Regions from separate parts of the Homo sapiens genome. Here all the other regions are linked to region 3. Evidence: chromatin loops called from intact Hi-C (ENCODE). Cell type or tissue: CD4-positive, alpha-beta T cell. All regions are shown on one strand.

The links. Peaks named below come from ENCODE experiments on the same cell type or tissue, not always from the same donor. Only the 100,000 strongest peaks of a DNase experiment are listed, where the experiment ranks them.
Region 1: a loop joins it to region 3, with 19 times the contacts of the local background. A loop is called at or near these places in 25 of 110 quality-filtered maps.
Region 2: a loop joins it to region 3, with 5 times the contacts of the local background. A loop is called at or near these places in 23 of 110 quality-filtered maps.
Region 4: a loop joins it to region 3, with 2.8 times the contacts of the local background. A loop is called at or near these places in 49 of 110 quality-filtered maps.

Annotation. Positions count from the first base shown.
Region 1 is chr2:148,506,565-148,511,564 of GRCh38, reverse strand. MBD5 (methyl-CpG binding domain protein 5) reads right to left here. Exons shown (of 14, transcript NM_001378120.1): 13 at 1,430-1,505. Among named protein-coding and RNA genes, the nearest start is that of EPC2, 140 kb to the left of the region's middle. In CD4-positive, alpha-beta T cell, a CTCF peak has its summit at 1,916 (motif pointing right); a DNase peak (open chromatin) is centred at 1,964; H3K4me3 peaks cover 647 bases; H3K27ac peaks cover 361 bases.
Region 2 is chr2:148,924,519-148,929,518 of GRCh38, reverse strand. It overlaps KIF5C (kinesin family member 5C), which reads right to left. Exons shown (of 26, transcript NM_004522.3): 3 at 165-238. LOC101928553 (a long non-coding RNA gene) reads left to right here and starts at 2,270. Exons shown (of 2, transcript NR_187659.1): 1 at 2,270-2,730. RefSeq lists an enhancer at 2,896-3,520. In CD4-positive, alpha-beta T cell, a CTCF peak has its summit at 2,731 (motif pointing left); DNase peaks (open chromatin) are centred at 2,238 and 2,698; H3K4me3 peaks cover 1,302 bases; H3K27ac peaks cover 938 bases.
Region 3 is chr2:148,987,938-148,992,937 of GRCh38, reverse strand. It overlaps KIF5C (kinesin family member 5C), which reads right to left. Exons shown (of 26, transcript NM_004522.3): 16 at 1,740-1,928. Among named protein-coding and RNA genes, the nearest start is that of LYPD6B, 48 kb to the left of the region's middle. In CD4-positive, alpha-beta T cell, a CTCF peak has its summit at 2,839 (motif pointing right); a DNase peak (open chromatin) is centred at 2,857.
Region 4 is chr2:148,566,364-148,571,363 of GRCh38, reverse strand. No RefSeq gene overlaps it. Among named protein-coding and RNA genes, the nearest start is that of EPC2, 76 kb to the left of the region's middle. In CD4-positive, alpha-beta T cell, no CTCF peak of the experiment used is centred here; a DNase peak (open chromatin) is centred at 2,583.

The sequences.
Region 1 (5,000 bases), 480 kb after region 3:
AGACTTCTAGTTTTATATGAAAAATGGAAAGATCTTGCAACATGAACACAATTTCCCAGATGTCTAAGATCTGCTGGAGCATGGAAGGAATGCCTTCTGGAGAGAGCACATGACTCCCAGGTTGCCCTGATCCTTATTACTCTCAACTACCTGATTTCCACCAGGACCAAATGTCCCGAGGCAGAGCCTAGAGAGATGATGGCCAAACTCATTTTCTCTTTTTCCTGGGCAGGCACATTCTATGTTCTATTTCCTATTCTACTTGAGTTAAGAAGGCCATATGATTAGGTCAGGTCAGTGGAAAGTCAACAGAATGAGCTTCCAGGTCTGGCTCATAAAACCTATGCTGGCAGTATTCTTAGCACGCTCTTTTCTTTTACCTTCAAGGCAAAATGCAAAGGATATAATGGAGCACTCTGAGGTCCTAAGAGAGGTGGTCACTAGATACAGAAAGAATCTGTGCCCTGGTGTGGAGCAACCCTTCCTCAACCAGCACCAGACTCAAGTGGGTAATGGCTTATACTGTGCTGAGCCTCTAGATTGGTAGCCTACCCTAACCCATGGATCTTCACTGGCATTTCTCATCCATTCCAACTGCTGTCATACCTGGCCCACTTTACTTACTGATATAATTTGCCTGGCCCTAGAAAACATTTGAGTTTATAATCCCCAATCTAGATCTTTCCTATAATTTTATCAGGAAATTTAATGTCTCAGGGCTTCAATTCACCCATCTGCGAAATGATGGTTTGGTTGGATTACAAAATCTCTAAAACCTATACTAATCCCATCATTCAATTGTCATTGGATGGTTTGTTGGGATTCAGATAACCTTGTAACATAAGGTCAAATAAAAGAAATTATTTTTCATGCTAAATAGCCTTAGACAATTCACATTTTTAACAGATTACCAAAATTATATTTTAAGTATTTACATCAGTCAATATGTGAACTGGAGCATAACGATTAAACTTCTCACACTCAATGCTATTATATGCACAGTTCAATAAAAATGGGATATGAGAGGTCTATATACTCTTGATCTTGACCCCACTGTCTTTTTGGTTCAATGGACAGAACAAAGTTTGCATTACTACATATATAAGCAACAGTAATGGCCATGGCCATTCACAGAGTCAAGTGCAGAAAGCTGTGGTTTGAACTTCAATATTTTGCTGCTCATATTTTAAACGAACGTTATGTGGCAAAACAAAATTACTTATCTCAGGAAGAAAGACATAGTTAATGTGGTAGGTTTCTTTTTCTTAAATGACTTTGAATCTTTTCTAATATTTGTCTTTTTTTTCTAGGCTAGTAATTTAGTATTGCTATGTGAGTTGTTTGACAATACTCAAGAGACTTTACCAAAAAGTGTAACACAATTTATTTTCAAAGAAACGTAGTATAATGGAAAAATAAATTAACTTACAGTCCCAGACATTTTGTCCAGTTCACTCATGGCCTCATGAATAGCAGCTTCTAAATGGTTATTTAGCTTTCCACTTCTGGAATTAATGAAAACAACACACCAGATTAAAAAATTAAAGAAACAAAACTCAATTTAATTTCCTAATCAGAAAACAAAAGTACCAATTCCACGAGAGAAAGCCAATTTATACTCGCGTTTGGAAAATTCAGATGACAAAACATCACTCTGGGATTCTTATCACTGAATACTAATGATTAAAGTCACAGAACTACTAAAAAAAGTTGAACAGATTGTGGGGCGGGGAGATGGACTTTTTCCTCTTCCACATGCTTCTTCCACAATCTGGTGATTTGGGAAGAAAGTTGGGCCACGGGTTCCCTCTCCCAGAGACGCCCCTCATGCTCCCTGGCTCCAGCCGGCCCTGTGTTGCTTCTTGTTTCTTTCTCAGTCAGCCTGACTGTGTGATCAGAGGAAGGGCGGAGGGGCTGAACTGCAGGCTCTGGCCACTAGGGAGCTCCCTCTGTCCTCTCTGGAGCGTCCTGGCTCTGGAGTTGAGCAAGTGAAGGCTGAAATGCCGGTGCGTGTTCCGGGGTGGGAAACAGCTTAACTCTGACGCACCTGAGGCTCCGGAGCCTGCCCCCCAGGGCCAAAAGCCAAAATGAGGTAACTATTTGAACAGATAAAGAATGACGGCCTCAGGGTGCCTATCACTTCTCTGACCTTTTCTCTCCACTTAGCATTCCATTACACATGTTTGGCCCGAATAACACACACGGTGCATCTGCCATTTTTGAAGCTTAGATCTATGAAGCTGTTGAACTAAAATCAGGTAAATCCATGCTACCCACCTCTGTGGTTATGTACACTTTGCCCATCCTGACTGTTAACTTGTTTTTCCTCCTTTATGCAATAAATAATTACTCATTTTTTCCAAGTGCTAAGGTGATTCTTTTCATTTACCCTGTCATGACAATTACTAGAAAAGCTGCTGGAGGTAACGTTTTCATAACAGGTGGTTAGCATGGGTTTCCATGAGTTAAGTCCTATCTTAGCATCTACCATGGAGACTGGAAATTTGCAGTCGTGGGAGAGTTTGGCTTACTGTTGTATTTAGTTTGGTTAGCATAGTGTTTTGAAACATTTTTGAACTTTAGTTCAGTTTACCATAGCTTTCCCTAGGTTTTTTCCTCACACACCAGGACTGGACAATGCATACATTGAGTTTCTGTCTACACTTTGAGAACTCCGAGTTTTCCACCCCTGAGTTCTATAGTGCTAGACATACCATAGATGCTCTATGTATTTGCTAAATAAAAATATTTGTCAAAGGTGGCCCAGATGGTCCTATGTTTCAAAAAATATATACGTACTTAGGTCAGTTTAACTGAAGGGAAAAATTAGTGTATTGGTTTTAACCAAATTATAAGGGGAATATGGCATCAACCCCTACCTTTTGCTGCCCTGTAAGCTAGTCTTTAGCTTTTATATTTTTGTCATTTATTTTTAGAAATTTTAAAATGCAGAGGAGTACATAGGATAAAATAAACCTAATATATTCCCCCGCTGGAAGGAAATGTTAATAAATTCCTTTAAGTCTTTTATATTAAAAAAATAAAGCTGGAGTTCCCTGTTACCTATCCTGGTCCCATTTTCCCTCACCTTCCCCCCTCAACTTTTAGTCTGCTTTTATACTTTAATCTAGTATTGTTTTATGTGTGTTTTTTTTTAAACACACACACAAAAGGTGTCATGATATACATACTTCTCTTTTTTCTCCTTATAACTGTTTTAAATACCATCTAGTTTGTATAATCTATTCATTCCTTCTAACTGGTATATAAGAAGTTTTTTTATTATGTATGTACTGTCTTCCTTTTACCTACCCATTCCAGTTTCAAGGGGCCCTGGTCATCTCATGGAGTCAGTCTCAGTTGTTTTCCTAATGAGGTGTCTGCCAAGCAAGCTCCTGGGAGCACTCTGCAAGGCCACCTAGGGTTTGCTGAGGCTGGGCTGGGGCCCCTTTTGCAGGCTGCTTGGCAAGGGTTCTGACAGTATTATCATTGCCACGTTGCCTGACAATATCGCACTGTGTGTAATGTGTTAAATAAATTTATCCTCACTATTTCTTTTGTATGAACATAAGTTTGACGTATTAACAAGTTTTATAAGACATTTATTTATTATAAATTTTGATTAAAATATCTTAGGAGTTTAAAATTGACTATATAAAGTTCCAAATATTTAAAATGAAGTTACAATGTTTTAATGAAAAACCTCCAGAGAACCTTGGTTCTCTCACATTTAATCTTAGTAAAAGAAATACCTGTTATTTATTAAAAAATGTCTATGTGCCAAGAATTTTTTTTTTTTTTTTTTGAGACGGAGTCTTGCTCTGTCGCCCAGGCTGGAGTGCAGTGGCGCAGTCTCGGCTCACTGCAAGCTCCGCCTCCCGGGTTCACGCCATTCTCCTGTCTCAGCCCCCTCGAGTAGCTGGGACTACAGGCACCCGCCACCGCGCCCGGCTAATTTTTTGTATTTTTAGTAGAGACGGGGTTTCACCGTGTTAGCCAGGATGGTCTCGATCTCCTGACCTCGTGATCTGCCCGCCTCGGCCTCCCAAAGTGCTGGGATTACAGGCGTGAGCCACCGCGCCCGGCCCAAGTATTGTATTAAAACTCTATATACATTATCTCATTTAATCCTTACAATAATTTGATGGAATAGGTATTATGACAACTGTTTGTATGTGATACTTCATGACTTTTTAAGAATTGGTGAAATTAATTCTAATTTTGTAATGAAGAAAATGGATATTTGACTATAGTTTTCAAAAGTGATAGTCATGGGTAAAAGATTTTTACCTAACCATGAAAAATTGCAATAACAATTACCATTCAAGCACAAAAACGATTCAGCATTACTTGTTGGAAAAAACAATTTCATGAGTTTTGTCATCTCATTCTTCAAGATATTTAAAATATTTGTAAACACCTTGCATTAATTCAAGCTAAATTAGTATAATGTTTCACCTTTAACACAACTTAGTAGTTAATAGAGGGAGAAATGACTACTTTTGGAAGAGAAAATAAATACATAGATGTGGGGCATGAAATTATTTGTATATATCATGAGATTTGAGAGGTAAAGAGAGACTCTCCCAGATGTCATATCTGCAGACCAGCTACTGGTCAGGTCAGGGAAGAATGAACTTAAAAGAGGAAGAAAAAGCTCTATGAATTCAAGAAATGAACAATTAGTCAAAATTCAGTCTTTCAGTCCAGAGGGCCTCCCTGTGGAGTTTCTTCTACTATTTTCTATTCCCTGCTGACATTTAATAATAAACATTTTTACTAATGGACACTCTAAAACCTACTTGATTAAGTAATAGATGTTCATATAATCACATTTCTAATTATTAATGGAGATAATTGCCACTTCTCAACTTCATTGCCTACACTGTCACACATTATCTTTATCTTCACTAATTTTTTAAAAAGCCAGGTACACCTCTATGAGTAGTACAAGAAATAGAAGGGAAATGAGAAATTGCAAGTTGTTCTACACTGTCAGT
Region 2 (5,000 bases), 63 kb after region 3:
TTTTTGCTGCTATTTTAAAACTTCTCAAAGACATAATTAATTGGCCAAACATAACCGTCTCTATTTCCCAGTAAAGAAAGCCACATGCACCTCAAGTTTTGCTGGAAACGTCAGTTCCATTCAGTCATCTCAGAGATTCGCATTAGAGCACATTGTAATCTTACCTCCATGGTGTGGGTTTTTCCTGATGAAGTCTGCCCATACGCAAAAATCGTCCCGTTATAACCTTCAAGGACATCTGTGAACAAGAAAAAGAAATTAAAATTAACTCATTACTTTGATCATATGCTGGTGTAGGTTGCATATTTTAAAATTACATTTTCCAAATGGCCCATCTCATTTTTCATACAAATGATATATTTCAACTCCATGTGAATTTTAAGTAGAAAATTCTGTTGTTCTACAAATGGAAAGAAATGGACTCACATTTCACAGAATACATTAATGAAGAAGGAGGCAGACACACTTTCTCCCAATGACATCAAAAGGAAGATAGAGACATCGAGCAGAAAACTTTTTTTTAGTAGAAGGATATTTGAGTTTTCTTCTATAAGTTGATCTCTTGAGATCAGTTGGGGGAAAAAGAAAACATTATTCTTATGCCCTGTTTCTGGAGTGAGATGAAGAACAGAATTTCTTTCCTGAAGATTTAATCTGGGTCAGTTTAAACGCTGGCCCAGGCTAGCTCCTTGGGGAGGTTTCTCCTGAAAGCCCCACAAGAGCTCCTTGAGTCCAGAGGTGGGGGAGGAAAAGGGCCCCACTCTATAAACAGAGCCTCAGGATGACAATCCAATCAGCCCAGAAACTAGCCGGGCCCTCACTTAAATTTAATGTCTCTGTGTTTGCACTGATAGTGCTAACAAGCCAGCCCAGGCCCATCAGCATCAGGAAATTTCTTTTAATTACACAATGAGAGCACTGTGCAAACCCCTCCACACTGCAGGTCGGTGCCACATCACACAGGGACAAGGGGAGGCTCGAGGGTGGAGGCTGCTTTTTGCTGAAGAGCTGAAGATTATCTGTGGGAATTCTTTCAAAGCAGCAGAGGTGATTAAAATATATTTAGCACTCATTTCTCTCCTGCTTTCCTCCTTCATCCTCACAAATATCACTGGAAGAGGAACAATGCATCATTAATATCCTTGATCCTCCATTCCGAATAAGGGGAGGAAGTCTTCATTTGCACAAGCTGTAGAGGCAGGGAGAAGGACCCCACACTGAGGTGTCCTATTCAGGGTCATGTAAAAAACCAAGCCAGGCAATCAGCTCCATCTACTTCAGGCTCTAAATAGAGTTTTTCTTTTGGGAGCATGGTAGAGGGGGTTCTCTGAATTTTATGATGCTGGTTTGTTTTTGTTTTGCTTTGATAGGTTTGCTTTTTTGAATTTTTTTTCTATATCAATTCTGATTTGTTATGTTTTTTAAAAAAATTTTAATAAACATTTGACTGATCTGAGGTTGTTGAAGTGTGAACTGGGATAAGAACAAAAAAGCAATATGTTATTTTAGGAAGGTAAGAAAAGAAAAATTAAGTGGCAGGATTTTTTTTTAATTCTAGCAGCCCTCAAGAGTTTGTATCAAGCTATATTGGGGGTTGGTGGGAGAGGAGGGACAGGGAGAGAGAGGAGGGGGAGCAAGAGGAGGGAGAGAGAATGTTCATACATATCAGATTTCGGCTAATGGCTCCCCTGCTAACAGTGGGAAGCAAAAACTTGAAGTAGTCAGTGTAAGGTTTGGAGGTTCAAGCTTCAGTTTTCACAAAAATGCCAACTTACTCCAAGAAAAGATTCCTTAGGCCAGAGCAGACAGAGCACCTCTACACTAACATGAATATGATATGCTTTGAGGGACCCAAAGGAAAAAGGTCCCACCCTTAGGTCAAACTTTAAAAATGCCATATTCATAACACAAAAAACTCCAGCCTATTGGAATGCTGGCTACATCACAATATCACAGTTTCCATTTATTCGAAATTACCATTTATTAGAAATTAACCATCCCCCCTATACACACACACACACACACACACACACCCTGAAAGGGCTTTCCTTGTCTTAAGCCTCTGTGTATGAAACACTCTGGAACCCACCGGCCTAGGTGTTAGAACAGCACCGAAGTTGCCAGGGCCAGGGGTCCAGCCATCCTGACCTCTGCTAGCCACCCTGCAAGGGCCGATGTTCCCACGCAGGAGGCCCCAGGGAGGTGGTACTGAGCAACCGGCCACACCCAAGGAAACAGCTCAGAGCTCAACTTCCTCCTGAATTAGGCCACACCCGAGGCCTCCCGGGTCTCATCCACGCCTCTGGGTCCATCACTAAACAGAAGGCACAATCCCACTAACTCTTACTCCATCGCTGCTCATGAAACTCCTGCCAGTAAGGACTGGGTCAAGCACCTGAAAACCAGAGCTCGTCCGTGGCTTCACTTGTTTTGGACTAAGGAGCTGAGGAGCGTGCAAGACTGTACTTGGAGAATCTGTTTCTTGCTGCCATTTCGTCACTGAACACTATTTTTTTTCTCCTTCTTTTTTTGTAAGAAAAGGAGAACACATAAAACCCCACCAGAACAAACTCCACTCGGCCCTGAAAGTATTTACAATCACGGCCCTGAAAGTACTGAAAGTATTTACAATCACGTTACAGTTCATTCACTGCTGCAGAACCTCTCTCCAGCGATCAAGGTCGAAGGGAGCCGACGTCGCCCTCTATCGGCTCCCTGCTGCACTAGAAGGTAATTTAAACGAAAAGGCCCTTTGAAGCCAGTGTTCTCTATTTTCTTCGAAACTCCAGGTTTTGGGGGCTTCTTTTCTGTTTGTTGTTTGTTTGCTCAGTCTATGTTTTGATTTGCTGGTGAGGGAAGGCAGAGAGAGGAAGTGGAGCAGGAGCCCAGCGCGTTTCTATGGCCACCGCGACCACAGGCAGAGGGGGAGCCGTAGCAGGAAAGGCCAGGCCGCGCTCCGCACTGCGGGGGCCACGCCAACCTCCATCCGACTCCCACAGAAGCGCCCACAAAAGGCACTTTCATCACGTCCAGTGCCCGCTCCTGGGCCCACGGAATGCATTTGTTTTAGAGTCTCTGCAGAAACAATGTTTCCACATGCCAGCCACGCTCCGCAGACAGAAAGTTTCTTTGTGTTAGTGCCTGGTGTGATGTGACCTCCACTGGTACAGCATAGCCCGCCGCACCCCGGGGCCACAGCACTCTTCCATCCCGCAGCCGCATGAACCCCAGAAGGAGCTTCCACTGCAGGTGCCCAGAGCCTTCTCATCTCCCAGGGGAGGAGGAAGGATAGCAGTAGATACTTAAAATGCTCCTTGCCTCCCATTTGCTCAGTTCTGAATCCAGGTCTTGCTAAAGCAAAAGAGTTAGTGCCATCTTCAGATTAGAATTGGGGGAGGATGTGATCATACCTACCCATCAGTAGTCCTACGGAGGCATGGGGCTTCCTACCGACTCTCCAGGGGAAATGGGGGCCTGTAGGGTTTCTGGTGATGGTGGCTGACAGGCCATCCTCACCAGTCACCAAACCACTCAGGTAGGCCATAATCAGAGGATGATGAGGCGGTCCTGCTGACTACCTGAGGCCAGCCCGCATGCCGGCTGGCCAGCCTAAAGGGCAGTCCCTGTGCCCAGGCAAGGGCATGCTGCATCTTCAGAATGGAAACGCACCTCATCACTGGCAGGCCACCAGGGCCATCACAAGGTGTAGGAGCCACCATCCCTGTCCCCTCTTCTCTACCCTCCTCCCACACCATTCCTAGCCCTGTCTTTTGCAATGCTTAGATAATAGTCCATATGGCCTGACAGAACAGGGACCACTCATAAAATAATTGTCATCAAATGCTAGCTGTGTGCCCACCAGGAAAGGGGGGCAGGGGAGTACAGAAGAATATCAGTCAGTCAGTCTGACAAGCCCAGGCTTGAGTCCCAGTCCATGGCCCCCGAACCAACCTGGCCAAGTTACTTCACTTCTCTGAGCCTCAAATTCCTCTTCTGTACAATGAGGAAAATAATGCTCACCCTTCAGAAAGTTGTTATGATTTAAAATGCAACAACATATGTCAAGTATATAGACAGTGCCTGATAAGTCACAGCTAAAAATATTTTTTTTCTTCAGAGTCATATATAAGATAATAACAAAACAGATCTGATAATGTCATCCTAAGCTTAACACTCTTCATTGGGTCCACATTGTCTGCAGGATAAAGTCCATCCATTGCCATCAAATTGCTCCAGCCTAAATGTCCCAGCCTCATCTCCCATAATGCCACTCTGCACCCTGTGCCGCTCCAAGTTGTCCAAGCAGAATTTGTGTGTTTATGCTTTTACTTTTGAAATCCCCTCTGCTTGTACAACCCTCCTATATTCTATAGTCCTCAGGACCCAACCTTTCAGAGAAACCTTCTTTAATTCTCCACTCCCTCTCCCAATCAAAATCAATACAAGTGACATTCTTCTGTGTTCCCGTGGCATTTTGCATACACCCTTTCTAAAGTACATAATGCCTATGTGTGTGATGATTATGTACACATCTGTCTCTTTCCCTGTACTCAAAGCTCCTTGCAGACAGTCTTACATAGCATGGCGACTCCAGTCCCAGCACTGCTTACCCCACGGTAAGTACTTATTACTACTTACAGAAATGAATGATTAAAAGAAACAACTGAATGAATGAATTTTAAAGGAATCAGAACTGGAAAACAAGAAATTTCCCCTTCTCTAGCATCTGGATCATCTGTATCTAGTTAATTTGGAAGGCAAATGATTGGTGTGGCTTCTGTAGGCTGGGACATAGTTACAGTACTTCAATAATAGCATCCAGTTACCATGGTGTTTAATTCCTAGGCGTCCAAAGGAGCCTTCCCATTTACTGTGCTGGTAGTCAGAAACCCTACAACCTCTTTGAGAAGAAATGGAGGAGAATTCTACATGCTTTTTCAAGCAAAATTTTGAAAAACAAACACCAGACAAAGATGGGAGCATGAGAGATGCCAGGACTC
Region 3 (5,000 bases):
GAGTACCCTTGCCTTGGCCCCGAAATGTTAGAGGCAGGCTGGCCAAAACACATGCTTTTGGTATCATAGATGACCTAGAAATCACAGATGAGGTACACTGTTGCCTAATGCATATCATTTTTATTTTAATTTTTTATAAATAACAACTATATAATCATAAAAAAATAAAGTTCTAAAGCAAATCCAGAAAAAGTGGTGTAAACCATAAACCAATCTATGGACTATTTCCCCCTGATATTCCTGGTCTTAGCTGCAGGAATGCAAAGCACAATATAAATCCAACTCAGCATTTTCATTTTCACTTAACTTTATACCATTAGACTTTCCCAATGGCTAGGTTTTTACATTTTTTATAAGAGCTGCATAATATTATTCCATGTAACTTTATCTTATTAGTCTATCAATGGATATTTGGGCAATTTATTTTATTATAATGCAAAATAACACTGTCTTCAATACCTTGCATAAAAGCTTTTAATATTTTTAATCAGGAAATGAGAATACCATATGAAATAAATTTTTTTCATTTTCATTAACAATGAAAAATACTGTCAGTGAAATTACTGGACTAAATTATACTTACATTTTTATGGTTTCTGATTTCCACGGTGCTTCCCAAAAGGACTGACCAAATTATACTTTTATCAACAATGTATGAATATATCAATTTTACTATCACATATTAGCACTGAATAATCTTTTCAATACATTTCTGCTTATTATGCTGGTTATAAAATGGAACCTTGTGGATCCATTTTAGACAGAGAGGTTGGAGATGTTTCTATGATTACACATTATTATGGTTAAAAGCATACCAGAATAAAGTGTGCTTTTGTCCGCCTCAGTATTATTTGACACACCAATCCATGTTGGTATCTGTTTCCTGTTTACTCCAAATGACAGCCTATTTTAATGCCTGGCATAAAGCAGCAAGTAGTATACAACTAGACCCCTCCTGGAAACGTCAGACCCAAATACCAAGCTCAGATATCAGTGGTAGCCCAGAAACTGGGTTGCTGTTTTCTGAAGCTACCTTATTAAACTGAAAATGCCACTCCAATAGGAAGAAGAGCAGCCTTACTCAATAGGCAAGTGAAATGTACCCTCGGGCTTGAAAAGCCCTTGAAGACATGGGTTTTGGGTTCACACACATTTTTTTGAGTCCTAGCTCTGTCATTCACGGGCTGTAGGTGTTTGGACAGACATTTAGTCTAAATCTCAGCTGCCTATCTGAGGAATAATAATAAAACCTGCCTACCAGGATTTTTTTCAGATTAAGTGAGAAAATGCATGTGAAGTACTTAGCACAGTGTATGGTACATAGTAAACACTCAATAAAATGCCACCTGCTACTACTACTATTAGTAGTAGTTTCTGTTTTTCCATATTAAAGTGGACCTATGGTAGAGATTAAAAGATGAGGGAATATTGCCTTACTTACAGGAGTTTTAGAGATTCCACCCAATCTTTTACATTCATTAGCTAGCTAGCCATCCATCTATGGATGGGTAGATAGATATATCCTCGAAAAAGGGAACGGACTCAACAGAATTCATCTATTTCACACAACAAAATGTAGCCCTAGGAATAGACCTGGGCTGCCATCACCTGGGGAGGCCAAGCTTACACAAAGCAGTCCCTCAACTAAGCCTAAGGTGCACCATCAGCACCAGCAAGGGCATGGAGGGAGCAGATCTCAAGACAACAAGAGTGCAATGATGGGGAAGGGAAGGGCCCACCTGGGAGATGAGCAGCTGGCAGGCTGCCAGCTCCCGCTCGCTGGCATTCATCTTCCTGTTGGAGTCCATCTGGGCGCTCTCGAGCTGTTTGCTGCGGTTCACCAGGGACTTGACCTCTGACTTCATCTTGCTGATGTACAGGCGGGCCATGGTAAACTCCTCCTCAATGACTCCATTCACATCTGCCAACTGAGCAAAGAAGGGGACACACTCAAATGTTGCCCACAATTTCCATAGGTTCACGGACTCCCTGGAAACCTGCCCCTGGATCCCCAAGGTGTCCATGGATTTCTGGTTCAGAATCCTAATTAAAGGACAAGCGGAAAGTACTAAACATTCAACCCCAAGTTCTCCTACACCTCAGGTGAAACTTTCAGTTGAAACCCCCTACTAAATATAATCCTCAATTAACTAGGTTTTTCATTACCATCAATTTTTAGAAAGAGAAATGACAGCATAAGAAGAAACACTGAAGATTTTTAAAAGGAGATAACTTCAAAAAGGTATTCCATTCAATGTCTTACACCTTACATCTCTGTAACAGCAGCGACACCCAATGCTCCGAAAGGTGATGCTGAATTCCTATAAAAACTCAAATCAAAACTTCATTAATGTTCTCTATAGTGTGCTTATTCAGGTAGACAAGTAGTGTAATGCCTTGAATATGTTTCTATAAACAAGGATTGAAATAAAAAGGTGTTTCTATGTAGTCCTCAATTAAACAGAAAATCGAATAAATAAGAATGTACTATGAATTACCAAAGGGCTTCTTGATGAAGGTTTCTCAGCATAACTTTTCATTACTACTACCAGTCTATTTTCCTTTGCCTTTTCACACCTGTTCCTTCCAAACAGACAGTAATCTAGCTCATTATTTAAGATCATCTGAGAACAACAGTCTAAATCCACCTTAGAAAAGAAGATTCTGACAGCCAGCATTCCCGCATGATCTATATTTAGTTTCTAAGTTTCAAAGCTCTACTTGAAACAAAAGTTGAAGCAAGCTACTTGGGATAGAAACCCATCCGCTGAAATGCAAACATGGTCTTTAAGAGCAATTGACCAAATGAGCAAGTAACTGTGTGCATATTTTGTTTAGCCACCAGAGTGCAGCCTAGCACCTTAAGAGAAAACAAAGAGCCCTGTCCAGAATCCAGCGCAGAAACACAGGCTTCCACTGGTTGAAAGACAATGACTCCAACCGTGGTTTTTTGATGTTCCACAGTACACTCTGAGTGCCCACCTATGTCGTTATTGATGTCATTCACTCATCATATCACTATCTGTTCAGTAAACATTTGAGGGCTAAAAAAATGGAACCAGGTATCAGCCCTGAAATTTGGTAGCAAATATGAAGTACACTAGAAACTGCTGAGTGCCTGTAGTTTGGCATCAACCTTACCATAAGAATTCAACAACAATATAAATAGCCAACACACATATAGAAAAGGCTCAACATCATTAATTATCAGTGAAATGCAAATCAAAACCACAATGTGAAACCACCTTGCTTCTGCAAGAATGGCCATAATAAAAAAAATAAAAAAAAATAGATGTTGGCATGGAAGTGATGAACAGGGAATGCTTTTACACTGCTGGTGGGAACGTAAACTAGTACAACCACTATGGAAAACAGTGTGGAGATTCTTTAAAGAACTAAAAGTAGATATGCCACTCAATCCAGCAATCCCACTACTGGGTATCTACCCAAAGAAAAGATGTCATTACATGAAAAAGACGTGCATGTTTACGGCAGCACAATTTGCAATTGCAAAAATATGGAACCAGCCCAAATGCCCATCAGTCAATGAGTAGATAAAGAAAATGTGGTGTGTGTGTGTGTGTGTGTGTGTGTGTGTGTAAAATCATGGAATACTACCCAGCCATAAAAAGGAATGGAATAGTGGCATTCGGAGCAACCTGGGTGGAATTGGAGACTATTATTCTAAGTGAAGTATTAATAACTCAAGAATGGAAAACCAAACATCGTATATTCTCACTCATAAGTGGGAGCTAGCTATGAGGACACAAAGGCATACGAATGATACAATGGACTTTGGGGACTTGGAAGAAAGGGTGGGAAGTGGGGTGAGGGATAAAAGAGCACACACTGGGTACAGTGTACACTGCTTAGGTGATGGGTGCACCAAAATCTCAGAAATCACCACTAAAGAACTTATCCATGTAACCAAACACCACCTGTCCTCCAAAAACCTACTGAAATAAAAATTAAAAATTAAAAAAGTTCAACAATAGTACATGTCAAGTGACTCCAGTGTCAACAATACTGCAGAATGTATGTCAACAGCAAGAAAATTGACAAGTATCTATTTCTGACTCTACCTTCATGGAGGTCCTTGTTAAACCCATTTTACTTCCGACTGCCAAAGATCTGCCTACCAAAACCACTCCTCACTATATTCCTTTTCTATTCTAATGGCATGGAGACACTGGGTGAGAAAAGCATGCAATCTTTAAGTTGAGTGTGTTCTGCCACTGTCTTTAGTCCAGTGTAGGAGAAGGATGAGAAACACCTTCCTGAGCCTGACCAGGTGTATCTTACATCTTGTCCAGCCTCTGCAGAAAGACAAAGTAAAACCCATCTCTTCCACATGGAATTCACAGCCTACACCAGCTCCTGGTAGGAAAACGCTGCTGAGCCAGAAGCTCTGGCACCCTGGGAAGAGAATGAATTCCTCTTCTTTTCCAGGTCTGTCAAAGTAGGACACTTTGTCTTTTATGCCTAGATCCCATGTAAATTGAGGAAGAGTAAAAATATAGATATGTATAAAGATGGGCTTCCTCCAAAATAAGAGCTAGACATTTCTTCTCCCAAACCAGAGCTATAACTTCTGAAGCCAGTTCCTGTCCTTGGAGATCTAAAAGGAGATTTTGAGTTTGTGCCTGATGGATAAAAACAATACCCCTAACAAAGGGGTTTTAACTGTGAGGTTTCTTACCACTACAAAGTTCATATATTTAGTGGTTTCATGTTCAAAAGTTTCCAGTAATTTCAGGACACTGTTATTTAAAAAAAAAAAAAATCAGTTTGCTGCTGAAATTTTATTTATAACTGTCCCAGAGTCTGATAATGCCCCCAGTAGTACATACTAGACCATGGGATCCAGTATCAATGACCAACCCAGGAGAAAAGACCACACCGTCATGAAATCTATGGAAGATGTGGCCTGCTGCTTCTACCTGCCTATACAGGGAGTCATCCCTACCTCTCCACCTCCCTACCCCCATCTCTCAAGCATG
Region 4 (5,000 bases), 420 kb after region 3:
AGGCCCAAAGGCCTGTACCCTTTGCTTCAATTTGAGACACATCTGAGGGCCACCCCAGCTTCAGAACTGAGGCCTCGCTGTGACTGCATTGCGGTTCGAGTTCTCCTTTCATCCACCCTGCTTCCGTCACTCCCTTACAGTGTTGTTCCTGAGCGTACTCCCCAACAACCCCCCTGCACTCAAGCCTCCATCTCAGAGTCTGTTTCCCAGGAAACCCAAACTACAATAGCGCTGATTAGACATTTGAGAAGCTGACTCCACTTGCTTCTTTGTGGATACCAACCACTGCATCCCCAAGAGGCAAAAGTGACACTGAGGGTGAAGAGTGCAGTAAGGTGGCAGAGAAATTCCAGGAATCCCCCCACCCCTTGCATGTGTGGCTGATGGGTGGCTCTTTTGGACAACTGCAGCAGCAGAAGAGAAGCCAGGAGTTCTACAGACTCAGCCATTTTCCTTTTCCCTCAAGGCTTCTCTCAGAGCTGGACTCCAGAGAACCCTGCTTCTCATTGCTCTTTTGCGGCAGTTTTCAGTCTGCCTGTAATGGCATTGAGACACCTCCTGTTAACCAGTGATGGAGCTAAGGACAGCCAGGCATGAAAATAAAAGTGTTCCATCCAGCCTGCTTGTCAATGTCTCCTCAAAGAGAAGTAAGGGATATTTTCTAGGCAGGACACGGCTTTTTAAATATATTTTTTGTAGCCTACCGGAAAAGGTAGTTGTATCTGAAAGGAAGCATTACCAACCCCAAAACCATTTCTTTGCATTTCTGTTGATATAGTTAGGTTTTGTGTTCCCACCCAAAATCTCATTTTGAATTGTAATCCCCCAAATCCCTGTAATCCCCACGTGTCAAAAGAGAGACTAGGTGGAGGTAACTGACTCATGGGGGCAGTTTCCCCCATGCTGTTCTTGTGATAGTGAGTTCTCACAAGATCTGATGGTTTTATGAAGGGCTTTTCCCCACCTTCACTCAGCACTTCTTCCTGCTGCCTTGTGAAGAAGGAAGAAGGTCCTCGCTTTCCCTTCATCTTCTGCCATGATTGTAAGTTTCCTGAGGCCTCCCCAGCCATGCTGAACTGTGAGGCAATTAAACCTTTTCTTTATATAATAAATTACCCAGTCTTGGGCAGTTTTTTGGTTTTTTTTTTTTGAGATGGAGTCTCGTTCTGTCACCAGGCTGGAGTACAGTGGTGCGATCTCGGCTCACTGCAACTTCCGCCTCCTGAGTTCAAGCGGTTCTCTTGCCTAAGCCTTCTGAGTAGCTGGGACTATAGTTGTGCGCCATCACACCCAGGTAATTTTTGTATTTTTAGTAGAGACAGGGTTTCACCATGTTGGCCGGGATGGTCTTGATCTCTTGATCTCGTGATCTGCCTGCCTTGGCCTCCCAAAGTGCTGGGATTACAGGTGTGAGCCACAGATCCCCACTAGGCAGTTCTTTATAGCAGTGTCAGAATGGACTAATACATCAATGTTCACCTTTTTAAATGTGTGCTAACCAAAATCCATGAGTCAGTCACCAAAAAGACATTGAGAGCAGACCAGAAACAAAGCCAAAGAGGCAATGAATGAATCAGATGGTGTCCCCTTGTGGTCCCGGTCCCAGCACAAAGCCAGAATGTGGCTGTGTACATTCTAGCCAGATTCTCCAGTCTCAAATGTATTAAGTCTCCATGTTTGAATGTCAGAATTGGAGAAGGACCCAAAGCGTAAGAAGAATGAACAAGAAAAGGTAGATGAAGGATTGCAGCTGCTTCTTCCCCACCATCGTACCATCCTACAAAGGGAGGTGGGGAGAAAGGCCGCATCTCACAGTGGGTTCAGAGATGTGGGGTTGCATGCTGCATCCTCTGCCTCCTCCCTGCACCCAGTGCCTTCTCTGGTGCCCACTCCCTATGAAAAGGATGCGATGACAGGAGGCTGCCATTGATTCGGCATTGATTCGGGTTATGATCTCTCCTCTCCCGTCCCTCCACCCTCAGCCTGGCCTCACCTGGGCAGAACGTGGGGCATCGTGACAGCCAAGTGGGCATTGCAGGAGTGGCTACTTCAGCTGTTCCCTGGCTATGGGGCACACAGGGCCAGGACTGACCTGGAGGATGGAAGTTGCTGTGTCACCTGAGGATCTTCAGGTCACTAAAGGGACAGTTTGCCACAAGACGCATCAACGCAGTGGCCTGTTAGCCACATGGTTGATGTCCTAATGACCAGGCTCTCCTTTTCTCTTTCCTGACCATTTACCTGGGCAGAGCCATCCAGCCCACTTTCCTCCAGCAGATGCCTTCACGCCTCAAGACTGGAACTCAGTTACAGGAACAGGCACACGCAGAGCACAGCCCTACCCTGTTCCACCCTCCCCTCCACTCCCTCTGGGGGGGTCACCAGCCCCTACTCATTTTTCTCCCTGACATTATTCTATGACTCCTTTTCCAAGAGCTGGTGTGGGGGTTTTTAGAAGGCCCAGGAGCCTCCTTTGATCAAGCTAGCTCCATGGAAGCGCCACATTGCACCTATGGGCACCAGCCGAGCCAGGATGTGGTGACGCTGAGTAACCCCACGGCACGCTGTGGAGTGGTGCAGGGCGGCATGCGGCCAAGGTGATGCGCTCGCACACACCCATGCTGCTGTCTCCCACACACTCCCAGGTCTGGGCAGCACTGGCCTCACAGGAAACATTTTCTACTACAGTGCAGAGAGCTCTTATTTCATTTTCATTTATAAACTGTTTAATCAATGAGGACAGACTGTGGTCAGGCAAACATGCCTGCTCTCAGGCTTGGAAGCCTTCTGGTTTAACAGGAGGGCAATGATGACTGTGGTCTGCCGCGGGCTCAGATATTTTTCTTGAACGTTTTGCTGCACTTTTACCTCAATTGCTAGGTCCTTCCATCAGAAGCCTTGCACCATCTGCAGGCTCAGCCATCTGCTTCAGCCCTGTGGCTTCGGCCAGCTGACCTACAGAAGAGATGAAACAAGACCACTGTGGTGGTAGCATGAGCTGGTGACTATGGCTCTGCGACTAGGCTGCTTCTAGAAAAATATCTTCACCCAGACAAATTTCTGTGTACTAAGCTCTTAGGGTAGAAAGATGGCCCAAAAGGCATAGTTCTAAAGTCCTACCATGGAGTTGTGGCACATGCAATAATAAAAGCATGGACAGAAACAGCATATAGGAATAAATGCTATTGGTTTATTTTCTCTATTCTTAAATTATTTTTTTTGAAGGAGAGGTGGTCAAGAAGCCCCATGGAGCAGACACCTTTGTGGGATGTTGAGACACAGCTTACAAAACTGTTGCAGGACTCAGTGGGAATATGGCAGTGCAGGTGCCACAGTCAGACATCAAGGTCAAATTTGGCCTATGCTCCTTTCTAGCTGTGGGGCCCTGAGCAAGTGACTTAACCTCTCTGGGTCATGGTTTCCTCATCTATAAAAGTGGAGGAAACACAAGTTCCTGTCTGGCAAGCTTCTTGTGAGGATTGAATGAGTTAACACGTGTGAAGCTGTTAGCACAGTTTCTGGTATATATTAAGTGCTGACTTAGCTAGTAGACAACTTCAGAACATCTGCTTTTACCCTTCCTGTGATGGGAATCTTTTCATTTTGCCCAACAGGGATAAAAGTGGAAGAAAAAGCAAAACCCAAGAGATGGGGAATGGGGAGAAGAGAAAAGATGGGGCTGGAATTGTGAAGAGAAGGGGAGAAATGGGTGGCAAATCCCTGGGCAGATGGGAGTCTCCCAGGCACCTCCATGCCTCCATATGCCAAGTCGGAGTCTCCTTGCAGAAGAACTGAGTTACACAGTCCAAAAAGACGCATTGCCCAGGGGCTCACGGGAACCAAAATGGCAGTATCTTGATTTCTGAGAAAGGCCATAACTTTAGAGGATAAACACTCCAAAGTTTCACATGTCAGCCCAGGAAGTGAATGCAGTGTTAACAGCAGGGGGGAGACATGGATGGCACTGAAGGAAGTCAGTCATGTACATAATATCGGGTGTTATAGGTGCTATCTGTGTTGTTATGTTATATAGAATTTTTTTTTTTTTTTTTTTTTGACAGAGTCTTGCTCTGTTGCCCAAGATGGAGTACAGTGGTGCGATCTCAGCTCATTGCAATCTCTGCCTTCTGGATTCTAGTGATTTTTGTGCCTCAGCCTCCCAAATAGCTGGGATTATAGGTGCCCACCACCACATCCGGCTAATTTTTTGTATTTTTAGTAGAGACGGGGTTTCCCCATGTTGGCCAGGCTGGTCTCAAACTCCCGACCTCAGATGATCCACCTGCCTCGGCCTTCCAAAGTGTTGGGATTACAGGCGTGAGCCACCACGCCCAGCCTGATTATATTTCTTAATGTAAATATGAAGATAATTTACCCAGTACTTCATATATTCTCAGGAACGTTAGGGTAAAGGGTGGGAACACATGTCATTCGACTATATTCCTGCCACCGATAATCTGGCATGCCTTGATGTGAGTGCCGCTGAGTGATGGAGAAGAGGTTCCAAGCAGACAAGCAGGGAGGGAACAGATATAACATTCAGGGGGGAGAATGTGTCTAGCAGTCCAAATACAAGGCACAGCGTGATGAGTCCAGAACACACAGGCACCAGAGTATGACCTGAGCCTAAAGTGCAAGGAGAGGGAGATAAGGCTGGAGAGGGAGGGTTCCATCAGCACACCAGGTGTCTTGTCTGGGCACTTTAACTTGATTTTTCTGAGCTGTAAGAAATCACCAGAGGGTGTTGAGCAGGGGAATACCACTTAGAAACACAGTGTAGAATGGTTTTGAAGGGACTATGCTTAGACAGTGGGAAAAATGTTAGGGACCTACTGCAGTGGCTCAAGCAGGACAGATGAAACCTGAGCTAAAGCAGAAGGAATCCAGGAATCCAAGTATGGAAGCAAAATCAGTGGAGCCTGAAGAACTTATTGATAGGAGGAGGGACTACTCCCTGGTTTCTGGTTTGGGTAATTGGAGTGGATCATGGTGATTCAGGA